Regions from separate parts of the Homo sapiens genome. Here region 2 is linked to region 1. A link is a contact called in ENCODE Hi-C or POLR2A ChIA-PET data. All regions are on one chromosome and are shown on one strand. Each heading gives the region's core, a stretch centred on a gene start or an enhancer-like site at or near the end of the contact. The rest is flanking DNA. Distances are from core to core; before and after follow the strand shown.

The links. Hi-C counts contacts between places; a loop is a spot of excess contacts on that map. ChIA-PET counts read pairs that join two places held with the same protein, here RNA polymerase II (POLR2A). Pooled maps may share reads with other maps.
Region 2: a loop to region 1 is called in a map of PC-3, with 7 times the contacts of the local background. The contact joins two enhancer-like sites. A Hi-C loop is called at or near these places in 8 of 168 maps with a recorded cell type or tissue (A673, HCT116, MCF 10A and 5 more), 1 of 37 single-sample maps with no recorded cell type and 6 of 50 pooled maps. POLR2A ChIA-PET finds 5 or more read pairs at or near these places in 2 of 52 experiments (MCF 10A and PC-9).

Annotation. Positions count from the first base shown.
Region 1 is chr14:54,251,070-54,253,769 of GRCh38, reverse strand. No RefSeq gene overlaps it. Among named protein-coding and RNA genes, the nearest start is that of CDKN3, 140 kb to the left of the region's middle. RefSeq lists an enhancer at 991-2,190. Within about 2 kb of position 1,314, at least 5 of the 41 ENCODE cell types and tissues checked have a DNase peak (open chromatin) inside an H3K27ac peak, as active enhancers do; they include HCT116, PC-3, PC-9 and 1 more, where a contact is called at or near this core.
Region 2 is chr14:54,210,671-54,213,370 of GRCh38, reverse strand. No RefSeq gene overlaps it. Among named protein-coding and RNA genes, the nearest start is that of CDKN3, 180 kb to the left of the region's middle. Within about 2 kb of position 1,275, at least 5 of the 41 ENCODE cell types and tissues checked have a DNase peak (open chromatin) inside an H3K27ac peak, as active enhancers do; they include HCT116, PC-3, PC-9 and 1 more, where a contact is called at or near this core.

The sequences.
Region 1 (2,700 bases), core at 65-2,564:
CTTAGCTGCTCTTCTGAGTCATTTCTAGGGTTGAGAAGGAGAATGACAGAGAAGGGAGCAATGAGGCTGGGTGAGCAGCAGCCTCACTGTTGTTCTTGCCTGCTGTGACCTGTGACATGTGCTCAGATCTCCTCTGGCCTCGAGGAAACCCCTGGAAGGCGGTCTTCCCATCTACCAGGAAGGAGTAGACAGATTTTTCTACCAGTGCAAAAGGGTGTTCAGTGTGTATTGCAGGTTGCCCTGTAGCCTTCCCAAGACCAACTTTCCAAGACTGCCAGGCTTGATCCCCTTTGAGGCTGGTCCCAGGTGGGGGTGGCCTTCACCTGCAGCACCCATATACTCTGTAGCCAGCACAGGGAGGCTGCCTAAATCTCCTTACTTACCTATGAGGTATGCATAGATCTGAGGCTTGAGTCATGGTGGAACTTGTGACCTATCCCTGATCCCACTCTTTGTTTGTGATCTGGAGGCCCTCTCACATCCCCAGTTTCTGATAGAGTCTTTGCCTCAGTATCTGACTACTGCTCAGGCATATTACAAAGACATTACCTACCTGGTGAGATTTCTTACTAGAAATATGTTTTTCCAGTTAATGGTTCCCTGGAATCCGAATAGGTATATTTTAACATTGGCTTCACTATTTGTTAGTTTGGTGAATTAGGGCAAATTAACTTAATGTTTTGAAACCTCAATTTCTACAACCATATAACAGAGATTGCAATAGTGGTAACTAACTTCATAGGGCTGATGTGAGAATTAAATGAGGTAGTCTCTGTAAAGTACTTATCAGGGTACCTAGAACCCATTGAGTATTTAGTAAATGTTCCTATTATTATATCTTCATGAATGTAGAAATTAAGATGCACTCTTGAGACTCCCAGGGCATGACTGGCCCATTGCAAAACATCATAGCTACCATGAACATCTGAGTCTTCATAAGTGGACCTGGCCTTAAGTCCTCCTGGCAGGTGTATCATGCTGATCTCATGGCTGGTCTGTTCAGGAAGTTCATTGCTGGCTAAGGGAAGAGCTCCCCTCCCAGAGGCACATGGGCATCCCCTGGAGAGAAGATTCCAAATTTTCCAGCCAGTCTTCAGTCAGCTCTTTGGACCCAGGATCTGAGGCTACAGCAGTATTCAGACTTCTTAAACTATTTGAATAGCTGCTTCCTTCTGCATCCTTGGACACATTAAAAGCAGTGTACACATAAGACTCTTTGGCTAGTGTTCCCAAGCTGAGTCAGATTCTGGGTTGAAGGTGAGACACAAAATAGCAAACAGAAGCAAGGCAGACAGGCACTCACACCTGGGTGCTAGGAATGAACAAAACAGATGCCCAGAAAGTCGGGAAGAATTTGTCTGTGAACACAGAGTCTTCTGGATTTACCATTTTGATTCCAGCAGCTCCTAGAAGACTTTCAAAGTGAAGGAGTGCCCCCTTAGGATTGCTGAAGTGACCAAGCACCTGTGTGGGGAGCCACACCCAGCCATTCCTAAGAGGACTCTGATTTATGGAGAGAGGGATTCAGAGCTCAGCTGCATTCTTGTGGCTGGGATCAAAAGGGCTTTCTCACTGACCACAGATCATATCCCGGCAATTCTCCCCAGACAGAACATTCCTGAGAATGAATGTGGTCTTGACCACAGCCCATGGGGTGGAGTAAAACTGGGAGGGTACATACCTGGGAGGATGGCATTTTTAATAGTCTAAAACAAAGGTTTATGTACCCCCAGACCAGATTTGGAGAACGTTGTACTCTCCCCTTCTTGCCTAGGCATAACCTGTTTAGTGGAAAATGAGCTAAACTGAATTTTCATCCTGACAGATTACTTTACTTCTTTGGGACTTAGTTTCTTTGTTGAAATGGGAATGTTTGATTCTAATCAGAGGGACCATTTTTAGGTGGTTTGCCACAGTCCTCACCTTTCCATATTGTCTCATATATGGCTTGCTTCACTCCTTTCCAGTACCTCTCTGACCCCATTAAGAATTTGAATTTGTAGCCTCTGGACTGGATAATCTGTAAGCCCTTTTCCCCTCACTTTCCAGCTGCAACATTCTTGAAAATCATAGTTATGAGTAGACTATTTAAAATAACTGTCTAGTTGAGATGTGTATGTGTCTTCTGGAACGAGGAATGGACACAGCTGGGACTGGGAGTGGGGTGCCTGCTGGTGGAGTCATGTCTGGCAATCCCAAAGCAGAAAAGAGTGCCAGCGTTAAGTGGGAAAACCTGCCTACGGGACTGACACATCCAAGATAATCCACTGTTTGCTTTTCCAGAGTATTCTCAAGAGTTGGCTTGCTCACTTGTTCCAGGGCAACTTGTCCCTGAAAGGGTCAGCAAAATTGTGCTTTCTCCTTTGACGGGGTGTGTGAGCCTGGCAGAGAGAAGAAAGGGATGAGGGATTCTGAACTTTCTTCTGCCAGCCAGCATCACTTATGTGAATTTCAGTTGTCTATGTCTGTAATAAGAAGGAAAAAAAATGCTCAGTATAATTGGATCTCCAAATCCAAATCCATTTTGGAAGATACTGTACCCAAAATGAGCTGGTATAAGGCAGAGGGGGCTGCCCAGGCCTCCCTTTGTTTTTCTTCCATTCCTGATGAAGTCACAGCCAAGAATTTTGTTTGATGAGGAAGTAAATTATATCATATGTGTAGGTCTTTAGAGATAGTACCAGCCATATTTGAAGGACT
Region 2 (2,700 bases), core at 26-2,525, 40 kb after region 1:
CTGCCACTTCAGGCTGGTAGCAAGACAGCTGCAGCAGTTCCAGGAGTCCCATCTACTGAGGTCAGTGTTCAAGGTAAATGGGACTTTCTTAGGAGTGAAGAAATACTTTCTAGAATTTCCTAAAAAGCAGACTTTTCCTCACATCTTATTAGCCAGAGTTTGGTTGTGTGCTTGTCCTGAAACATCCCTGAAAAGGCTGACAGTATTATCTTAGACTGGTTGGGCCTAGTCCCGTACCGTGTTCCCAGAAGTAACATGGCTGTGCAGAGGATTAGTGGCTAACTAATCAAAATCAGGGTCTGTCAGGAAGAAAGGAAAAAGGAATAGATGGTGGGTGGACAACTAGCAGTGTTCACTACCGTGGCCTGGCATGTGTCTGGGGGTTATTTCTTTTACCATAATCTTCATTAGATCACTCTGTAAGACCCTGCACTGCTAATAAGTGTACTAAGTAAAATCTGTGGGCTTCTAGATAATCTTTGTGATGCTTAACTTTCTGTGGAATTTGACTGGGCTACAGGGTGCCCAGTGGTTAAACTTTATTCTGGGTGATTCTATAGGGTGTTTTTGGATGAGATGAACATTTAAATCAGTAGATTTCATAATGCAGATTCCCCTCTCTAATGTGGGTGGACTTCATCCAATCAGTTGAGGGCATGAATAAAACAAAAGGCTGACCCTCCCCTGAGCAAGAGGGAATTCTCTCTGCCTGACTGCCTTTGATCTGGGATGTTGTCTCTGCAGATTTTGGACTTGCCAGCCTCCATAACTGTGTGAGCCAGTTTCTTAATCAATATATTTACCCATTCTATTGGTTCTGTTTTCTCTGGAGAACCCTGACTAATGTAGTCTTCAAGTCTCCAGTCTCTCCTAATATCCAGATAGTCTGCCATAAGCACCTTCTATATAGAAATTCTGGGACCACCACTGCCCCCTGCTTGGCAGGGACTCCTTAAGCAAAAGCTCAGGTATTAAAAGCAAATGAAATTAGAAGAGGAAAAAAAATGTTCCTTTATATAGTGTCATTAGCATATTTATTTCCATCATCTTAACACTTTTTAAAAAATTCACCTTGTTTATATTTTGGGAAATTCCAAGTTTTTTCTCAGGGTACATTCACTTGCCCATTTGAGATTTTAGGAATATCTTCAAGAATTTTCCAGAAAGTGTTTCCATTTTGGCAGCAGCCAACTTTTCTTTTTTCTTCCTGTGAGTCAGATGAGATACTTGCCACATTCCAAATTACTCATTTGCTTTGTGAATGTGCTTGTTGTTGTGGTGACCAGAAAATTTGTTGGCTGAGGGGAGAAAAAACTTCTATTTTGTGAGGTAGGGATAGAGGGGTGGACAGAGGAAGAAGAAAGGAAGAAGTTTAAAGGAAAGAAGAGGAAATTCATGAAATATTTTGAGTCTTCCGTAAAAAGAATAGAAGAGAGGAATGCTTGATTTTGGCTCCCAGAGAAAATTTCGCAGGACTTGTGCAATGAAAATAGGGTCACCGATTGTATTCTCCTTTGTCAGTCACATACCCTTTTCCGGTTTCTTTCTCCAAACACAAGTCCAGATTAAAATCCAAGATCTGTGATCTTTTTCACTGGATGCGGTAAGTCTCTCCTACTGTAGGGAAGTCTGTTCTGAAGCAGGAGGAGCCCACTATATTTGTCACTGAGTTTTTTTACAGGCCACTCTCATAGTAATGACATAAGCCACCTCCCCAAGTCAGGAACTAGGAGGAATGTTTTCAGTATTTGTTTGAAGGAGAGAGGAGAAGCAAGATTTTTTTTCCTCTGGTTTCATCAGGAATTCTTATAAAATATAATTTAATTGGAAAAACAAAAACAACTTTGGTTTTTTCCCCTGAAGTATCATTCCTTCCCCATAACTGAATTAAGGCTAACAAAACAAAACTGTTAGCTCTTGTATTCTTGCCCCAGCCAAAGAACTTCAATACCTTCCTCTTTGCTTTACTACATCCAGTGAGAAGTGCTAGTGAACAGGTCAGGCCTGAGCCCCTACAGACCTCTTGAAACTGCCTCTGCTACTTCTTAGTGGTGCATCTTAGGTTCCTTAATTTCTCTGAAATTCAGACTCTTTTTTTGTAAAATAGACATAGTAATAGTGTCTATCTTATTGGGTCCTTGTGAGATGTAGCACACAGTGGCTGTGACACCAAATGTGTTCAGCCAGAGTTAGATATATACAGATCTATATTATAATTATTATGTGAGCTTTATTGGGAGGGCCATCACATAACCATAATTTAGCACTGACTCTGCACTGTCTGCCCTAAGGGAGTGTAACTTTGAATGCAAAACTTGCCTCAGGTTCAGTTTCAAGAAATCATATTCATGGATGATTGCCTGAAAGATGTAGAATCTCTACTTTCATTAAAATATTGTAAATTTTACACTTAGATCAAGTCAGACCATCAGGGAGTACTAAACCAAGATTAGTTAGATACTATTCTCAACAGATCGAAAAGAGGGCAGAAAGAAGTTTGTTAGAGGTAGCCAGGCAAAAAATAGAGGAGTTTTGGTGAAGTAAAGGAATTAATGCTATTTCAACTTCTCAATGTTCATCTATTATGAGGAAGACTGCAAGTATAGTATATCTGAGACAGGCAGGCTGATATGGGAGTTGCTAAAAGGTGAGAAATAAAAGACAAAAGAAAACAGACTTAAAGGGCATAGTCAGCTACTT